Regions from separate parts of the Homo sapiens genome. Here region 2 is linked to region 1. Evidence: read pairs that join two places in POLR2A ChIA-PET (ENCODE). Cell type or tissue: B cell. All regions are shown on one strand. Links, peaks and the distances in the headings refer to the core of each region. The heading gives the core; the rest is flanking DNA.

Region 1 (7,751 bases), core at 4,470-6,969:
TATACCATCACTTGTCAAAACGCTTTATCATTATTTGTCAAAATGGAATCTTCTTTTTATGTCTCCATTGCTACTAAGACCCCGAAGTTTGAGACTGAAAATATGGGTGCTATGTACTACCATAATTCCAACATGAAATGCTAGACCACAAGGGCTGGGATTCGAAGACCTGTTTTGTGAGATCATTATCTATTTCTGGGACATAAAAGAGTTGAAGAGTCACAGGGAGAGGGATGATTTCTTCCAAGAGCATCGACTATAGGTAGTTTGTTTCTCTCCCTCTACCCACAATGAGGGACTGGAGGAAGAGACTTTCCTTTCTCCTTGAGTCAAGCAAGAGGGCTTCAGCAGGAGCATTCAAGAGAAAAACAGAAGTCTCATGGGGTGTGAGGGCTTCAGTTCTGTGCCTGAGAATATTGAGGTAAAAAGACTGGGGCTGGAGCCACCTGTCTGATGGCAGAGCACAGGGAGACAGACCTTCGCTGGGAATAAGCTGCACTTTCATTCATAAAAGCTGGCAAGACTGCATGAGTGTTTCTCATTGACCAGACATGGACTCACCAACACAGAACAGCCTGGAGCTATTTTTGGACCCTGCCCAAGAGGACAGCCAGAAGACAGGGAACTGTGACTTCAGTAGAGTAGGTATGAATGTGGATGGCTAGGGCCACAGAGAGGAATGAGAAGCCAGAAGACAGGCATTGCCCACATCAAGGGGCTTTTGAGAAGACTCCAGTGGGCGTACCTCTGTGGATCCCACAAAAGCACCCATGATAGGAAGGGTCAGCTCCAACATCCTCTGAGGCCAGAGAGCACCAATGCTCGCAAGAGTGCTTGACAGGAAGAAACCTCTTGCTGTTTCTCTCTGTCTTTCCCAGCTCCAGCCCTGGAAGAGCCACAGTGTGGTGGGTTGTGGGGAACAGAGGAGAAGAGACGCACAGGGGAAGGATATAGAGGAGAAACTGACCACGGCCCTTGTTTCCCATTGCCTTCTCTCCAGCCTGAGGCAGCCCAAGTCAGGGAGCTGAGAAACTTTAACTTTGAGTGACAATTAAATTATTAAACTGAACTGAAATCTTACTGTTCTTGTGACTAACAGATACAAGGACTTTGCACTAAGAGTATTCAAAAGAGTTTATGGAAGCTGCCCAAGATTTCTTCCACTTTCCGTGTAGGGAAGTTCACAGAATGGGATTAGACAACTAGCAGAGAGAAAGACTAGAGTTTCTACCTGCCAAACCCCAACCCTAGTTTGGAGACCTACTTATTCAATGTACCAGTGACATTTGTTTATTAATTTGTTGCCTCTTCATACTGAGAGCTTCTTGGGGATAGAAACTCATATATTATATTCATCTTTATAAACCTTAATGAAGCAGTATCTGCCACATAGAAAATGTTTGTTGAACGAATAAATGAACAAATTAATTGATAAATGGGAGTGATATAGTATCACTGATATAGTATTCAGGGTCCGAAGCTGGGCTTTGCCACTGATTAGTTGTGGGTTCTTTGGCCAATTTCTTAACCGTGAAAGACTTGATTTACTTACCTTTTAAAGTGGCAAGAAAATAGTACTTACCTCATCAGATTTATTTGAGAATTAGTTGTGAGGTACTGTACTGAAAATTCTCAGCACAGTGGCTAGTACACAATGAATGTTCAATAAATGTAAGTTGTAATGTCATTTTGCTGTTGTTAGATTTGGAGTTGCATGGATTACTATGTAATGACCACTCCCCAAACCCAGCTGAGCCTGGTGTCCTTGATCTTGGTAGTATGCCCTTGACCCCAACTAGGCCTGGTGATCTTGATGCCTGGATCTCCCTGTTTCATCTCCTCAAGGAGGAAACTTTGTTTTCTGCTGGGCTGAGGAAGGGCAGTTACTTTGCTCCATTGGGTAGCAAAGAGTTCTGGCTGGTGGACAAACTGCTCTTACATGGACACTCAAATAACCCTCTGCTTTCTAGAGATATCTGGGACCTCTCATTCCCGAGTCTTTCTGGAGTTCTATAGCACAGGTCAGCCATCTTCTAAGCTCCTCCCAAAGCTGTTTCAGCTTCCTTGGCTTTGCTAAATCAGTTATCACCAACACTTCAGCTTCTGATATTTTCTTGTTTTTGCTTCTTCTTTGTCCTTGTGTGTACCTATACCTTTAACAAGGTCTTTTACCGCAATTCGGGCAGAGGGTAGGGGAGATTGGGAAAACGCTACAATAAATATGAGTGTTCAATCTGCCATGGATAGCCTGAAGTATGTGTAACTTTAGTAATACAAAAAAATAAAGGTAGTTGTAAAAAAGAATTTATTTAGAGATATAAAATGTACTTGTCCATATTTTTATACATTTAAAGGTAATAATACAAAGAAATGTGTGCTATTTTGGAAAATAAACCACGTAGAAAATAAACACATCAGTCTTTTGATGAAGTAGCAATCACAAAGAGGCTGAGGTTATTAGAGAAGGCTTCGTGGCAGAGGTAGCAATTTTCCTGGGCTCTGAATAATGGGTAGAATTTGGTTTTATTAAGGATAGGAAATGGGTCTATAACTCATTTATACATTAGCAGTCATGTATAATTCAGGGTTTTATCTACTGTAGTAGCATTGCCTTGAGCTTCTCAACATGCCTTTTCTTTGTTATCCTTCCTTTTGATAAGAGACAAATCCTCATTCTTGGAGAATAAAGCCAGCTCAACAGAGGGAAGCAGAGCTTGAAGACAGAGAACAGATGACAATACCCCAGCCAAAGCCAGAATGCCCTTTGGCTTCCAATGTGCAAGAGCCAGTAACTTACCCTTCTTCCCTCCCCCTTTTCTTTTTGCTTAAGCTAGTTTTAGTTGGATTTCAGTCATTTGCATCACAAAGAGTCCCAAATAATATGACAGGGTAATGAGACTATATTTAACTTGAAATTTTCTTATTATTTATTTATTTATTGAGATGGAGTCTCACTCTGTCGCTCAGGTTGGAGTGCAGTGGCACGATCTTGGCTCACTGCAGCCTCCGCCTCCTGGGTTTAAGCAATTCTCCCAGCTCAGCTCTCCAAGTAGCTAGGAGGCGAGTACCACCATGCTCAGCTAATTTTTGTATTTTTAGTAGAGACAGGGTTTCACTATGTTGGCCAGGCTGGTGTCAAACTCCTGACCTCAAGTGATCCGCCTGCCTCGGCCTCCCAAAGTACTGGGATTACAGGCATAAGCCACAGCGCCTGGCCTTAACTTGGATTTTACAAGAACACAGTGGACAGAGCTAGAACTCAATTTATAGTCTAACTTAAAATTACAACTTGCAGATTGTTTCTCATTACATTTATTGCTGGTAGATAATTCTTATTCTTTGACTCAAGGCAGAATGGGAACAGACTTGTGTCTGCATTTTTCCCTTTGGAGCTTGTTATTTTTCTCATAACAGATGAATTATTTGTAAGCAAAAATTAAAGATAAAAATCATCTTAAAAATATGTGGTGAGCATGTCCCTAGAGTTATGAGAGTTGCAGAGTAATTCATCTGCAGAGTGCTGCTGGAAGGCAGAGCCCACCAATTCCCCACAGTTCAGCGTTAAGGGAACTGATCCTTTAATGCTTATAAATCAGAAGTTTTTGCTGCAGCAACCAGGGGAAACATAGCAAATCATTAGGTGACATGGCAAATAACTTAATTATAGATAATTAGTAAATAACTACACACTATGGGTCTACTACTGTTTTCAGTGCTGTTTATGTATTACTAAAAACCCAAGGATGAAGTACTGTTACTGTCATCATCCCCATTTGCCGGATGAGAAAACTGAAGCACAAAGTTAAGCCAGGATAGGCCCTCTGGTAGTCTGATGCCAGCATGACATGCTCTTGATCATTGCACTACACTGCTCTAGGTTTTAGTCAATTTACAGAATTTTAAGTGTATATGCTCTAGGTTTTAGTCAACTTCCAGAACTTTAAATGTATAAAAATATGGACATGTGCATTTTATGTCTCCTTTGTTGTATAGCAAGTCTCAGGTCTACACTGACAAACCAAGAGATTGGGGTTTAAGTCAAAAGACAGTATTACTCAAATAATCAGGAAAAGGGGGAAAATCAATTTCTGCCTGAAATGCGTTCCTCTATTTGTTTTAGTGGTAGCCACATGAATTTTCTTAGTTAGATTTTAAATATTGTTACTACAAGTCTGGGAGTGGTGGCTCAAACCTGTTATCCCAGCACTTTGGGAGACTGAGGCAGGTGGATCACTTGAGGTCAGGAGTTCAAGACCAGCTTGGCCAACATGGTGAAACTCTGTCTCTACTAAAAATACAAAAATTAGCCAGGCATGGTGGCGCATGCCTATAGTCCCAGCTACTCGGGGGGCTGAGGCAGTAGAATTGCTTGAACCTGGGAGGCAGAGGTTGCAGTGAGCTGGGATCGTTAATAATTTGTGAAGTCATTGTAGTACAATAAGAAAGATATTTGGTGAGCTCCTAAAACTTCTGGAATTTCCTGAGTGAGGAGGGTGATAAGAGCATCTTTTGTTCTAATGAGGTGACTTTGGGAGGCCCATAGTTTCAGGATGGGAGCTGGTCCCCAGAAAGACCAAGCCTTGTTTAGAAGCCCGGAACTTTTTTAGCCTTACCTCCCAACCTCCAGGGAGAGGAGAGAGGCTGGAGATTGAGTTAATCACCTATGGCTGCAATCACACCTATGTAATAAGATATCCATAGAAACCTCTAATGATGGGGTTTGGTAAGCATGTTGAGGTGCTGGGAGGATAGCGTACCCTGAAAGGGCATGGAATCTCTGTGTCCTTCCCTTCCCCCATACCTTGCCCTAAGCATCTCTTCCATCTGGCTATTCCTGAGTGGTACCTTTTACAATAAACTGGTAACAATAAGTAAAGCATTTTTCTGGGTACTGAGAGTCATTTTAGCAAATTATTGAATCTAAGTGGGGGGGTCAGGGGAACCCCTGAATTTATAGTCAGTCTAGCAGAAATGTGGGTAGCCTGGGCATTCACTGAGAGCTGGCATCTGAAGGGAGGACAGTCTTATGGGACTGAGCCCTTAACCTGTGGTATCTGGCGCTAACTCTGGGAGTCAGTGTCAGAATTGAATTGAATTGAATTGTTGGAAAAGACACCACATATTTGGTTTCTGGTGGAAAGAAACCCCACTCATTTGGTGTCAGAAAACATGGGATTTGCTAGAACAGCCCTTACTAATATTTAGTTTGGGAAGAGAAAGGATGAAAGGGCGGGAATGAGGAAAACTTTGATCCCTAGATGGCTACCTAGTCACCCATAGTATGAAACTGCAGTCTCGTTGTGATCAGTTACTAAAGGTAAAAGTTAGGCCGGGCATGGTGGCTCATGCCTGTAATCCCAGCACTTTGGGAGGCCGAGGCGGGCACATCACCTGAGGTCGAAAGTTCGAGACCAGCCTGGTCAACATGGTAAAACCCTGTCTCTACTAAAAATACAAAAATTAGCTGGACATGGTGGTATGCGCCTGTAATCCCAGTTACTCGGGAGGCTGAGGCAGGAGAATCTCTTGAACCCAGGAGATGGAGGTTGCGGTGAGCCAAGATTGAGCCACTGCACTCCAGCCTGGGCAACAAGAGTGAAACTCCGTCACAAAAAAAAAAAAAAAAAATACTAAAGGTAAAAGTTACTGGTGGAATTTTGAAATGGTGGTAGACTTTAATTCCAAGGAGTTGGCAATTGGATTTGTAAGACAATGCAAAATAATAACAAGCATCCTAAATCTACAATCTCTTGGTTATTGTTATTTGTAATAGCTAAAACGAAAGTAAAAGTGTGAGTGCTGGGTCGGACTTTGATGGTGGAGTAGGCTCAGATTTTGGTTGGTCTGAGCTTCAGTTACTAGCCTCAAAACCACCCCTAAAGGGGAAACTTAAGCTGAGAAAGTAACTCTAAATCCTCTGGTCACCAAGAAGGTAGACCACATGGGGGAAAGACAAAACCAAAAAACGACTTAAGCCAATGGTATGGCGTGAAGGAGTTGTCTCATTTTGTGGATCAGTTGTCATCAGCTTCCCAAAAAACCTTTACTAAAATGGATTGTGAGAGTGACAAATTTAAGGGCAGTTTTTTGGTTTTAAATGCTGCAGAGTGCAAGAGCAAGTTTGGTTAATACAGGACCTGCAGCTGACTGTGGAACAATTGCAGATGGCGAGACATCATCCAGACACACAGGAGGTTATTCTTGAGAAAACCGGCATCCTGGTGGTCTGGATAAAAGCCACTGTAAGGTGTAATTACCCAAAGATGGGGGACTGTTCAACTCTCTCTACAAAGGCCAGGCAGAACACCCAAGATGAAGCAGCTGATGTTCTGTAGGCAAGCTATGTCGGATTGACTTTATGATGACCAAGATATTCATCTGGGAATCTGCCTGTTACCCAGGACATGGTAAATACTGTGAGTAAGGGGACCCTTCTTACATGGGCACCCCACGTAATCCTACTGCTGCAAAACTGAACAACGGTTTGAGTAGAACAAGTGTCTGGCGCCTAATGTGTGCTCTCAAATTGGTTTGAATCTTAGATACTTGTTCCAGATCCTGGTAGCAATGAACAAAACAGACAATTCATGGTCCCCATGGAGCTAATACTTTGATGTTCTATTACAGAAATGGACATGGGATGGAGACACCTGACATATTCAGAGAACTAGAGGCTCCTTCATTGCCAAAGGAATCTTGGGAATTTACAGCCGTAATTCTGTATTGTAATTATGGACAGAGCTTTATATCGGGTGGAGGTCAGTAGGACTGTTGGAATGCCAAAGTTGGCTCCCTGAGTTTGTCTTTGGGCTATTGGGACATCCGTGCCACACTTTAGAAAATCTGACGATAATTTATTTTTATTTAAAAATTTATCTTACAAGTATTTCATCTGTTATGAGAGCAAAACTCATTCCAGAGGGGAAAATGCACACATTCCTGTACTCCATGTCCGAGAAGGCAAAGTGAATGCTTTCTGCTGCCAATATGCTTAATTAGGGTAGACAAGGGAGACAGTACCACTTAAAATTATGTTTTTGTAAAGTCACATAAGGAAATGGACATAATATTGAGTGGTCAGAAATCTATGTTCTAGAAATTTACAAAAGTGCACTGGGTCTGTTTTATAAGAAGAGGAATTAAAAGAAACATGAGTGGGAGTTAAGTATTATTATAAAATGTTCTGTAGATTTAATAATGTAGTTCTTTAAAATTTGTCATTCCTGCACAGCAGGGAGATAAGACAATTATTTTTGGCGCTTTATGAGCATTGTTTAAATTATTCAGTATTCTCTTTTATGGCTAAATTCCTGAAGTAAAAATATATCAGAAAATTAATGTACTTTTATTTATACAATAACAATACCTTATAACTAAGTATGAGCTGATCACACTTAGGTGCTCTTTCATCAAATACTCCCAATGCTTTGAAATATAAATTATAATTGATATCACTTTAGGTATGAGAAAATTATGGTTCAAGAAGGTTTTATGATTTTCCCAAGATGCAAGTTGTGTCGTTGGGACCAGAACTTTGGAATTCTGACTAGAGATTTTGAGCTGGATAGATGTAGTGATCAAGAGAATGAGCGCTAATGTCAGTTGGATCTGGGGTTGTTCCCCAGCTGTATCCTTACTAATTACTTAGCCTCTCAATCCTCCACTTCCCTCTTCTGAAAATGGTGATAATATGACCTACCTCATAGCCTGGTAGTGAGGATTAAATGAGATAATTACTAAATGTGAAGTGC
Region 2 (10,219 bases), core at 3,084-5,583, 180 kb before region 1:
TTAATAAACTAATGGTGAGGGTACCTTTTTAAAGAAACAAACAGGTAAGCATAAAAGAATCAATTAAAGTTTAATTCTATTCTTTAAGTCTTAATTACTTCTCAGAAAACACTTCTCAAAAAGGACTAAGAGATGCTTAACTACTGAAAATTACAACATTAAATATATTTTAAGTGCTTTATAGAAAAAGAAATACTCAATGTAAATACTGACATTTTAAATACCTATCTTATATCAATGCAATATTTACAATTAGCAAGCAAAAAATTTATCTAGAATGAAAAGATAAATATGGTAGCAAAGGACTTAAGTTAGTACTTTAACTGGTGTGCCACAAGTAAATGATTACATTCTGAGAAGCTTGCTCATTTTTAACTACTTGTACATCAGTAGAAAATAAGGATTAAGTCAAAAAGAGGATAGGAAGTAATACTAGAATACCTGATATTATAAATTATTAAGAGTTCTGACTATTAGAAGGTATTACTGCCATGTACTACCATTTAAAGTGAAGAGATTTTGGAAGAAAAACAAAAACTATAATCAACAGAAAAACTCTGAAAGAAATTTTAAGATGAACAACCTTCAAGAAGTTAAAGGCGGCTGCAGTGGACCGTGGGCAGCCAGGGTCGGTGAAGAATCCCAACATGGCTGGGCGAAAACTTGCTCTAAAAACCACTGACTGAGTAGCTTTTGCAGAGATCATACCCCAGAACCAAAAGGCCATTGCTAGTTTCCTGAAATCCTGGAATGAGACCCTCACCTCCAGGTTGGCTGCTTTACCTGAGAATCCACCGGTTATCGACTGGGCTTACTACAAGGCCAACGTGGCCAAGGCCGGTTTGGTGGATGACTTTAAGAAGTTTAATGCCCTGAAGGTTCCCGTGCCAGAGGATAAATATACTGCGCAGGTGGATGCCGAAGAAAAAGATGTGAAATCTTGTGCTGAGTGGGTGTCTCTCTCAAAGGCCAGGATTGTAGAATATGAGAAACAGATGGAGAAGATGAAGAACTTAATTCCATTTGATCAGATGACCACTGAGGACTTGAACGAAGCTTTCCCAGAAACCAAATTAGACGAGAAAAAGTATCCTTATTGGCCTCACCAACTAATCGAGAATTTATAAAATTGAGTCCAGGAGGAAGTTCTGGCCCTTGTATTACACATTCTGGACATTAAAAATAATAATTATACAGTAGACCAATAGCACCATAATTTTAGGCACAGTAAATTAGCCAATATCTCTCATTGCTAACTCAGTTTCATTTAACTTCTTGTGTTGCCTTTAACAACTTTTTTTTTAATATCATTCTCGCTTGAATTTCCAGTATAAGTGACAAGATTTTCTTCATTTACATGTGCTCTCTTTATGGTATTCCTTATAAACAAGAGCATTTATTTGTAAAAACTGGATGCAGTTTGAAACTATCTGTACAGTTAAGAATTGCTAGTTAACAATAATATGCCTATGTATGAGTTAATCTGCAAATGTAGTACATTTGTATTCATCTTTAGTCTATGAATTAACCAATTATACCAACTAATGAGGGACTCCTGGATCTTCATTTTACTCAACGCGTTAAACAGAAAAGACTGTAGCATATATGCGAAATGAACTTAATGTTATCAACAGTGCAACTATACGATACTTCATCAGCCAAAAGGTGCAATTTCTACATCATGTAGGCACATACACAATTATAAACTTTATGCATGATTCACACTGCCTCTCCAACACAATCTAAGATTACAGATGAAGAAAATCAATTAAATTTCTAAAGAAAGCTATCAAAATACTAAAAATTCCACTACTGTTCAAAGTATTTTCTACACTGTTTTTTTTTTTTACCTTTGATTCAGAGGAACTGTGGAATGCATCGATTTTTTCAAATGCATAAGTATTTCTTCTATTTATCTTTGAATATATTTTTTGGGTAGTTTTTAGTATTAGGTCATTTACATTTAAAGATTCCTAATTTGAGTTCCTTATATAATCACCTAAAATTTGCGTGACTGCAACTAACCTGATTGATGAAAGTAACTGACAGCTTTTACACTTGGCTATTTACTTCTTGCAAAATATCTACTACCTTACTCATTTGTTTAAAAGTAGTTTATTATTACTTCTACAACTTTTTCCATTTACTCTACAGACCGTAGTTTTATTTGCATTGGTTCTTTTTTATCAATTTAAAAAGCTGTTTAATTCTAGTTTCAGAGCAAACCACAGCAAAGACATGGAAAGACAAGAAAACAAAACCTCCTTTGGCATTGTCGAGAGTCCGGTTTCAGTGGCTGCTTCATAACTGTTTGAAATGAAAGTGGAAGAAGGGGGTGGTGGCTCATGCCTATAATGCCAGCACTCTGGCAGACAGAGACAAGCAGACTGCTTTAACTCAGGAGGAGTTCAAGACCAGCCCGGGCAACATGGTGAAACCCCGTCTCTACAAAAAATATGAAAATTAGCCAAGTGTAGTGGCACACACCTGTAGTCCCAGCTACTTGAGAGGCTGAGGTGGGAGCATCACTCGAGCCCAGGAGTCGAGGCTGCAGTGACCCATGTTTGTGCCACTGCACTCCAGCCTGGGTGACAAGTGAGACCCTGTCTCAAAAACAAAACGAAACAAAAAACATATTCTACATTAAGTTCAGTAAATTTATCTAAGATAATTATTTCATTAACCGGAGATTATTAACTAGTATTTTCACAAAACAATAATGAATGCTATAATAATTCTGAGTTAACAGAAAATCCTGAAGACATGAATCAAAGAAAATAAAAACTGGTCTTATGGGGTAGCTTTTTTTTTGTCTAAATGTGTTCACTATATTACACATCAAAATGCAAATAACTGATTTAATTATCCAACATTCTGGATTGCCTATAACATTCTTCCTAAGATTCAACTGTAGATATTACTGATCCAAATTATGAACAAGAATTATTCTAAAAAATCACTGAGGAAACTAAAAAGCGTAACAAAATGACAAATTTATGTATTAAAAAGAAAATTCTTGTTTATTTGATGCTGAGATTTATTGAGGACATACTCCATCAACCCAAGAACTGTGCTGGTCAGAAAAGAAAATCTAAGAAATGACACCTTCCATTAACACTACTATAATACAGCAATCAATATTTGACATCAATAAATATATAATGAGTACCTAATATATGTTAGGCACTATTCTAGGCAGTGGGAATATAAAGCAGTGAAAGAAAGACCCTGTCCTCAGAATTTATAATCTGGAGTAAAGGGTATAGAGGGGGAAACAAAGTCAGTATAAAGTGTCAGCTGTGATAAGCAGTATGGAGAAAAAAAAAAGAGATAAGAATGGATGGTTTTATATGGGGTGGTTATGAAGAACTTCTATTAAGGTGAAATTACTATATAGCTCAGTACACAAAGAGTCCTGTCAATGGATTGATATTAAATTTTGTTTTTAACAAAAGACTACCATTAGGCTTTGTCCTGTTGAGCATTTAAAAAATCATCTTTGGGCCGGGCATGGTGGCTCATGCCTGTAATCCCAGCACTCTGGGAGGCTGAGGTGGGTGGATCACGAGGTCAGGAGATGGAGACCATCCTGACCAACATGGTGAAACCCCATCTCTACTAAAAATACAAAAATTAGCCGGTTGTGGTGGTGCATGCCTGTAATCCCAGCTACTCAGGAGGCTGAGGCAGGAGAATCGCTTGAACCCAGGAGGCAGAGGCTACAGTGAGCTGAGATTGTGCCACTGCACTCCAGCCTAGCACAGAGCAGGACTCAGTCTCCCAAAAAAAAAAAAAAATCTTTGGTGGGGTGACATGCTAATTAGTTTGTGGCTGAAGTTAAATTTGGATTTGGGAGTCAATCCAGCCCCTTCCTCTGCAAAAAGGGGCATAAATGGGATTTCTGGAGAAGTCTAAATGTAGTTGGTCTTATGAGGTGCTGTTTTTCAATATGTACAAAATGCCCTTTGGTGAGTTCCTGTGCCAGCTCTTTAGAGGAGGATATGTACCTCTTTTCCTCAGCTGTGTAGCAAAAACAACACAGATCAGGGCAGCATATCTCAAGATGCAGTTCTTAGGAGGTTAGTGTCAAGGAAATGTCTCTGAAGCATTCTTGCACTAACTCAGCCCACAGTGATCATTCTCCTTCATGACAAGTTATACCAAATACTTTAGGACTTGATTACGTATTACCTTGTACTATTTTCTAAGGAGACAACAAGCTGTAGAAAGTAACATTAACTTTGAATTTAAGAAGCTCTATTTAAAAAGTCGTATATTTTGAGATAAATCACTTAATTCTTGGTTTCCAGATTCCTTGTCTACAAAAAGATGGAATGAGGGAAAGGGGAAATACTGAACACTCAGATGACTTACATCAGCCAGGTAACCATGTAAACGCTTGAAGCAGTTAAGGTCTTATTAGGTAATAACATAGACTGTGGTCAAGTAGGGAGTGAATGCTTTACGGGTAAAGTCATTTGAATTCTAAAAATTATGAATATTGTATAAACCAACAAAATCAATTTGAGAGATAAGAGCTCTGAACCCTGGTCCAGCAGTTTTTGACTTCTCGACTAGATCCCTAAAGTCCCTTTCAATTATAAAATGTTTTGTTATAATAATGTTACATGTACCAGACTTTGAAGAATTAAACATAAATGGAATTTTAAAAGCATCTTAGGTTGGGCGTGGTGACTCATGTCTGTAATCCCAGCACTTTGCGGGGCCGAGGCAGGCAGATCACTTGAAGTGAGGAATTCGACACTAGCTGGCCAACATGGTGAAACCCCGTCTATACTAAAAAATACAAAAATCAGTCGGGTTTGGTGGTGCATGCCTGTAATCCCAGGTGCTCAGGAGGCTGAGGCAGGAGAATCATTTGAACCTGGAAGGCCGAGGCTGCAGTGAGCCAAGATTGCGCCACTGCACTCCAGCTTAGGCATACAGAGTGAGACTCTGTCTCAAAAAACAAAAAAAAGTTAGATTCCTTAATTACTATAAAAAAATAAATTGCACTGGTAATAAAATTTAATATAATCTAAATATTATTTCTCTAACTTCATAATGGTTGTTTGATATTATAGATATTTTGGAGTCATTATCTTTCAAAAACAATACACATTTTAAAAAGGAGTGAAAATAAACGTAAGACAACATCCTTACTCCTAAAGTATGCACAACTGGGAAAATCCATTAAGACTAGTGGGCACTCAACCAGGACAAGATGCAACCACATTTTCCTTTACCTTCTCGCATGCTATTTATGCAAATAAAAGCCATGTAACTAAAAATTAGGGCACGGACATGACATCCTCTCTCAGGAAACACACTTCTCTTCAAATAATACCACAAATAAAGAGACTAACTGTATAAGGGATTATACAAATTGGTTACAGAGATTAAGACTGGGAAGTAAAATATAAAAAGAAGTTAAAAACAAGTGACTACCAAGGAAAAAATCTATATACCAAATATACAAAAAATGTGGACTAGTGAGCCAAGTGTCACCAGACTGTACTATAAAACATTAAAGCCAACAACAGATTACCTTTAAAGACTGCTTTAATCCTATCCAGGATAAAACACAGTTGAACAATGGAATTTTAAAAACTTAAATTTGTATTAATCCAGTTAGCAAAATTTGCATCCCAGGTTACCTTAAAAACTTTGAATCCAAAATTATCTTGAAAAGCAAACAAATTAACTCATTAAAAAAAAGGACCCATATTTAAATAACATAAAGCAATTCTACATTTTAAGAAGATGAAACCAAATAACTGACATTTTAAGAGACTTCCTGAACTGAGTGAGGCTAGTTCATAATTGGTAAATAAAGAAATCCTGGGGCTGGTTTGAGGCCCAAACTCAGTTTTTCCTTATACACTTAAAAGTAAATACTGTATCATCTTTGGAGCTCAGGGTGATAAAACATGAAATCTGGAAATAAGGAGACCAAAACTAGCTACGTAATTTACCAGGGGGGTGGTCATTTATTTCTAGGCTGGCATCTTGTTTTTTTTTTTTTTTTTTTTTTTTTTTTTGAGATGGAGTTTTACTCTTGTCACCCAGGCTGGAGTGCAGTGGTGTGTGATCTCAGCTCACTGCAACCTCAGCCTCCCTGGTTCAACTGATTCTCCTCTCTCAGCCTCCCGAGCAGCTGGGATTACAGGTGCGTGCCACCACACCTGGCTAATTTTATATTTTTAGTAGAGGTGGGGTTTCACCATGATGGCCAGGCTTATCCTAAACTCCTGACCTAAGGTGATCCACCCGCCTGGGCCTCCCAAAGTGCTGGGATTACAGGCGTGAGCCACTGCACTCGGCCTCTAGGCTGGTGTCTTAATCTGTGAAATACGGACAACAATACTGACTGTACCGAGTTGATGGACAGATTAAGAATGTACACTGTTTATTAAAGATTTACATGTTAGTTATTACCATCATCAAGCAGCTGCAGGGTAGTACTTATTTTGGTACCCACTATTTGGTCTATAAATGTTTGCTGAATAAAGACTAATAATTCATTTCCAGCAAATGACAGAAGTATATAGACTTTTAAAAGAAGAGTAGTAAGTTATCTTTTTATAGGTAAATTGCCATTTAAGTTCACATCAATTATTGACAGATGCCATGAATCCCAACTGAAGATGAAATACACAAATCTTGGCATTAAAAAAAGTAGGGACAGGCCGGGTGTGGTGGCTCATGCCTGGAATCTCAGCACATTGGGAGGCTGAGGTGGGTGGATCACCTGAGGTCAGGAGTTCGAGATGAGCCTGGCCAACATGGTGAAACCCCATCGCTACTAAAAATACAAAAATTAGCTGGGCATGATGGTGCACACCTGTAATCCCAGCTACTCCGGAGGCTGAGGCAGGAGAATTGCTTGAACAGAGACTCCGTCTCAAAAAAAAACAGCAGGGATAGGCATGGTGGCTCACACCTACCTGTACAATCCCAGCATTTTGGGAGGCTGAGGTGGGAAGACTGCTCAAGACTATTCTGGACAACACAGCAAAACCACACTTCTACAAAAAATTTATAAAGTAGCTGGGTGTGGTGGTACATGCCTAGAGTCCCAGCTGCTCAAAAGAATGAGGTAGGAGGATCACTTAAGCCCACGAATTGGAGGTTACAGTGAGCTATGACTGCATTACTGCACTCTATCATGGGTGACGCAAGAACTTGTTTCTAAAACAAACAAACAACAAAAAAACAGTGCTTATACTTGCCTTCTAGGAATCACAGTCCAGTAAAAATGCCCTGCAGCAGAAACTCTAGTGTTAAAACCAACTTCTGGGTTCCAGAGACAATTGCTCATAACTTTGTAACCTGATTTCTTTCTTAAATCTCATTAATAAATGAAGAAGTAGCTTATAAGAATCAAATCCTTGAAAAGCAATAAGCAACATTTAAAAAGCATAATTTCTGTCCCTTAAAATATGCCAAAAAAAATAGCTGACTGTCATGGCTCATGCCTGTAATACCAGGACTTTGGGAGGCCAAGGCGGGCAGATCACTTGAGGTCAGGAGTTTGCGACCAGCCTGGCCAATATGGTGAAGCCCCATCTCTACTAAAAATACAAAAAAAAAAAATACTCGAATGTGGTGGCGGGCGCTTGTAGTCCCAGATACTCAGGAAGCTGAGGCAGGAGAATCGCTTGAATCCAGGAGGCGGAATTTGCAGTAAGTAGAGATTTTGCCACTGCACTCAAGCCTGGGCTACAGAGCAAGACTTCGTAACAAAAAAAAAATTTCATGGGTATAACCAAAATGGAAATTTTGCAAAAGCAGTTCTCCAATCTCAAGTTGTTTAACTACTACACTCACCCCCTAACCCCAGTTTGAAATTCTGTGACCCTAAATTATAAAAACAGGCCTAAGTAGGCCAGGCACGCTGGCTCATGCCTGTAATCCCAGCACTTTGGGAGGCCGAGGCGGGTGGATTGCTTGAGGTCAGGAGTTCGAGACCAGCCTGGCCAATATGGTGAAACCCCGTCTCTACCAAAATACAAAAATTGGCTGGGTGAGGTGGCGGGCGCCTGTAATCCCAGCTATTAGGGAGGCTAAGGCAGGAGAATTGCTTGTACCCAGGAGGCGGAGGTTGCAGTGAGCCGAGATCGCACCACTGCACTCCAGCCTGGGTGACAGAGTGACTCTGTCTCAAAAAAAGAGGCCTTAAATACTGGTTCCTGAAGTCAGGTAACATTACTTCTCCCACTGCACTTTCTGGAAGAGAAGATACTTGATTTCTCCTTTCCATCTCCAACTCCAAAAGTAATACTTTAACAGCTAAAGAGGGTAACTGTGTCCTTTTCTCATTCCCAAATAAAATCAACTAATTCAACTGTCAGAAGGACCTGTTATGAATCTGTTTAACACAATGACAGACTTTAAAAATTCTTTTTGAAGGAAAAAATAAGGGGCCCAAACACTGCCTCTCCTACCCTCTTTTAAAAATAAAACTTCTAACAAGGAACTATAAAATAAATAGAAAGCTGCTAAAATGAAGACTGCTTATCATATTTACTTTGAGTTGTCTGCCTCTCTCATAATGAGGACACATGGAAAATGTTTCCAATCTTACTCATTCTGCCAAGAAAGATCTCCTGTGAACAAGATTTCTAAATCTAGAAAGTGCAAAATTTGTAGATTATCAAACTGTGTATAGCATTTTCTCTATTCTGATCATATTTATAATACCTCAAGAAAGAAAAAAATTCCCTTGCCCTTTTCATGGATTAATACTGCTAGTAAATCAAGTTTTTTCAATTAATCACACCAACTTTCTCCCTGAAATATTCAACAACATATAATTTGACATGCAACGTAAGGTTAGCTTTTCCAGCTTTATTTCTATAGTTACCTTTTCAGTTCAGTATTTGATCATGTATGGTAGAATACAGAATAGAGGGTAACAATTTATCAACAATCTGACAAATGCAGAAGAACCAGTTTAATAGATTTCTCAGCCGAGTCAAGAGATAAGCAAAATAGTTAAGTGATTTTTTAAAAAAGGAGAGACCAACAATTCAAAAACAGGTAAAAAAAAAAATAATAATATAGGCTCAAGATCACCTTATTAGTTTCTATCAGATCTTTCCAAATAGGCTGTATTTGTGTAGAACTCCTCCCTGCTCCCAATTCTCTAGATGTGACTTAAAAAAATGTCCTTTTTTCCCTGTCATCTGAACTAGCAGTAAAATCTACAGGGATGCATACTGACTCAGTATAGGCTTTAGATCCCATTGTCTGGGTTGGAATCAGTTCTACTTGAGTGGCTTTGGTCTCGTTATTTTAAACTGTGTCTCATTTCCTCATTTGAAAATGGAAATAAAAGTATCTACTTCTTACAGTTCTTAAAGATTCAAATGAAATAACTTACCCTATGCAAAATGTGTAGCACAATGAGTAACACATAGGAAGTAGCCAGTAAATGTTAATTTGCTATTTTTTAAAATTATATCTATCTAGGTGTTTATAGTGCTTAAGACACCTAAAGGACTTCAATAGCATATTATTTTAATAGGTAGCTGTATACCTGGGAGTTGTCATGGATTCTTCTCTCTTCACTCCATTATCAAGTCTGATTCATTCTACCTTGGTATTTCTGGAATCAATTCCATTCTCTCTACTCCACTACCTTATACTGGGCCTTATTATTTCTTACACGGGAAGAGGAGGATACAAGAGGCAACGAGAAAACATTAATTTGCTTTACACCTCAATTTCAATGACCAGATTAGAGATGTTAAGTTTTTTTGTTTTTTTGAGACAGAGTCTTACTGTATTGCCCAGGCTGGAGTGCAGTGGCACGATCTCAGCTCACTGCAACCTCCACCTCCCAAGTTCAAGTGATTCTCCTGCCTCAACCTCCTGAGTAGCTGGGACTACGAGCACACGCCACCATGCCTGGCTAATTTTTGTATTTTTTAGTAGAGACGGGGTTTCACCACATTGGCCAGGCTGGTCTCAAACTCTTGACCTCAAGAGCCGCCTGCCTCGGCCTCCCAAAGTGCTGGGATTACAGGCTTGAGCCACCGCACCCAGCCGAGATATTAGTTTTAACTGTGACAGAGGTTATGTGGCCCAGAAATCTGAGGAAAAGCAAATGTGACAACTACATATTAAAGCCCAGAAGACACTCTGTTTTATAAATTAAAATGTTCACAGTGTTTGCGCTGTGTTAGCTCACAATGAAGCAGGGTCTACAGAATAA

Evidence for each region. Peaks named below come from ENCODE experiments on the same cell type or tissue, not always from the same donor. Only the 100,000 strongest peaks of a DNase experiment are listed, where the experiment ranks them.
Region 2: POLR2A ChIA-PET joins it to region 1 with 9 read pairs; 4 of 35 experiments call an interaction of 5 or more read pairs at or near these places.

Annotation. Positions count from the first base shown.
Region 1 is chr12:68,461,081-68,468,831 of GRCh38, reverse strand. No RefSeq gene overlaps it. Among named protein-coding and RNA genes, the nearest start is that of LINC02384, 13 kb to the right of the region's middle. In B cell, for the core only: no CTCF peak of the experiment used is centred there; no DNase peak of the experiment used is centred there; H3K4me3 peaks cover 718 bases.
Region 2 is chr12:68,633,422-68,643,640 of GRCh38, reverse strand. All of the region lies in intron 1 of RAP1B (RAP1B, member of RAS oncogene family), which reads right to left. It also overlaps the pseudogene ATP5PDP4. Among named protein-coding and RNA genes, the nearest start is that of SNORA70G, 11 kb to the right of the region's middle. RefSeq lists enhancers at 2,356-2,485, 7,070-7,189. In B cell, for the core only: no CTCF peak of the experiment used is centred there; no DNase peak of the experiment used is centred there; H3K4me3 peaks cover 405 bases; H3K27ac peaks cover 2,219 bases.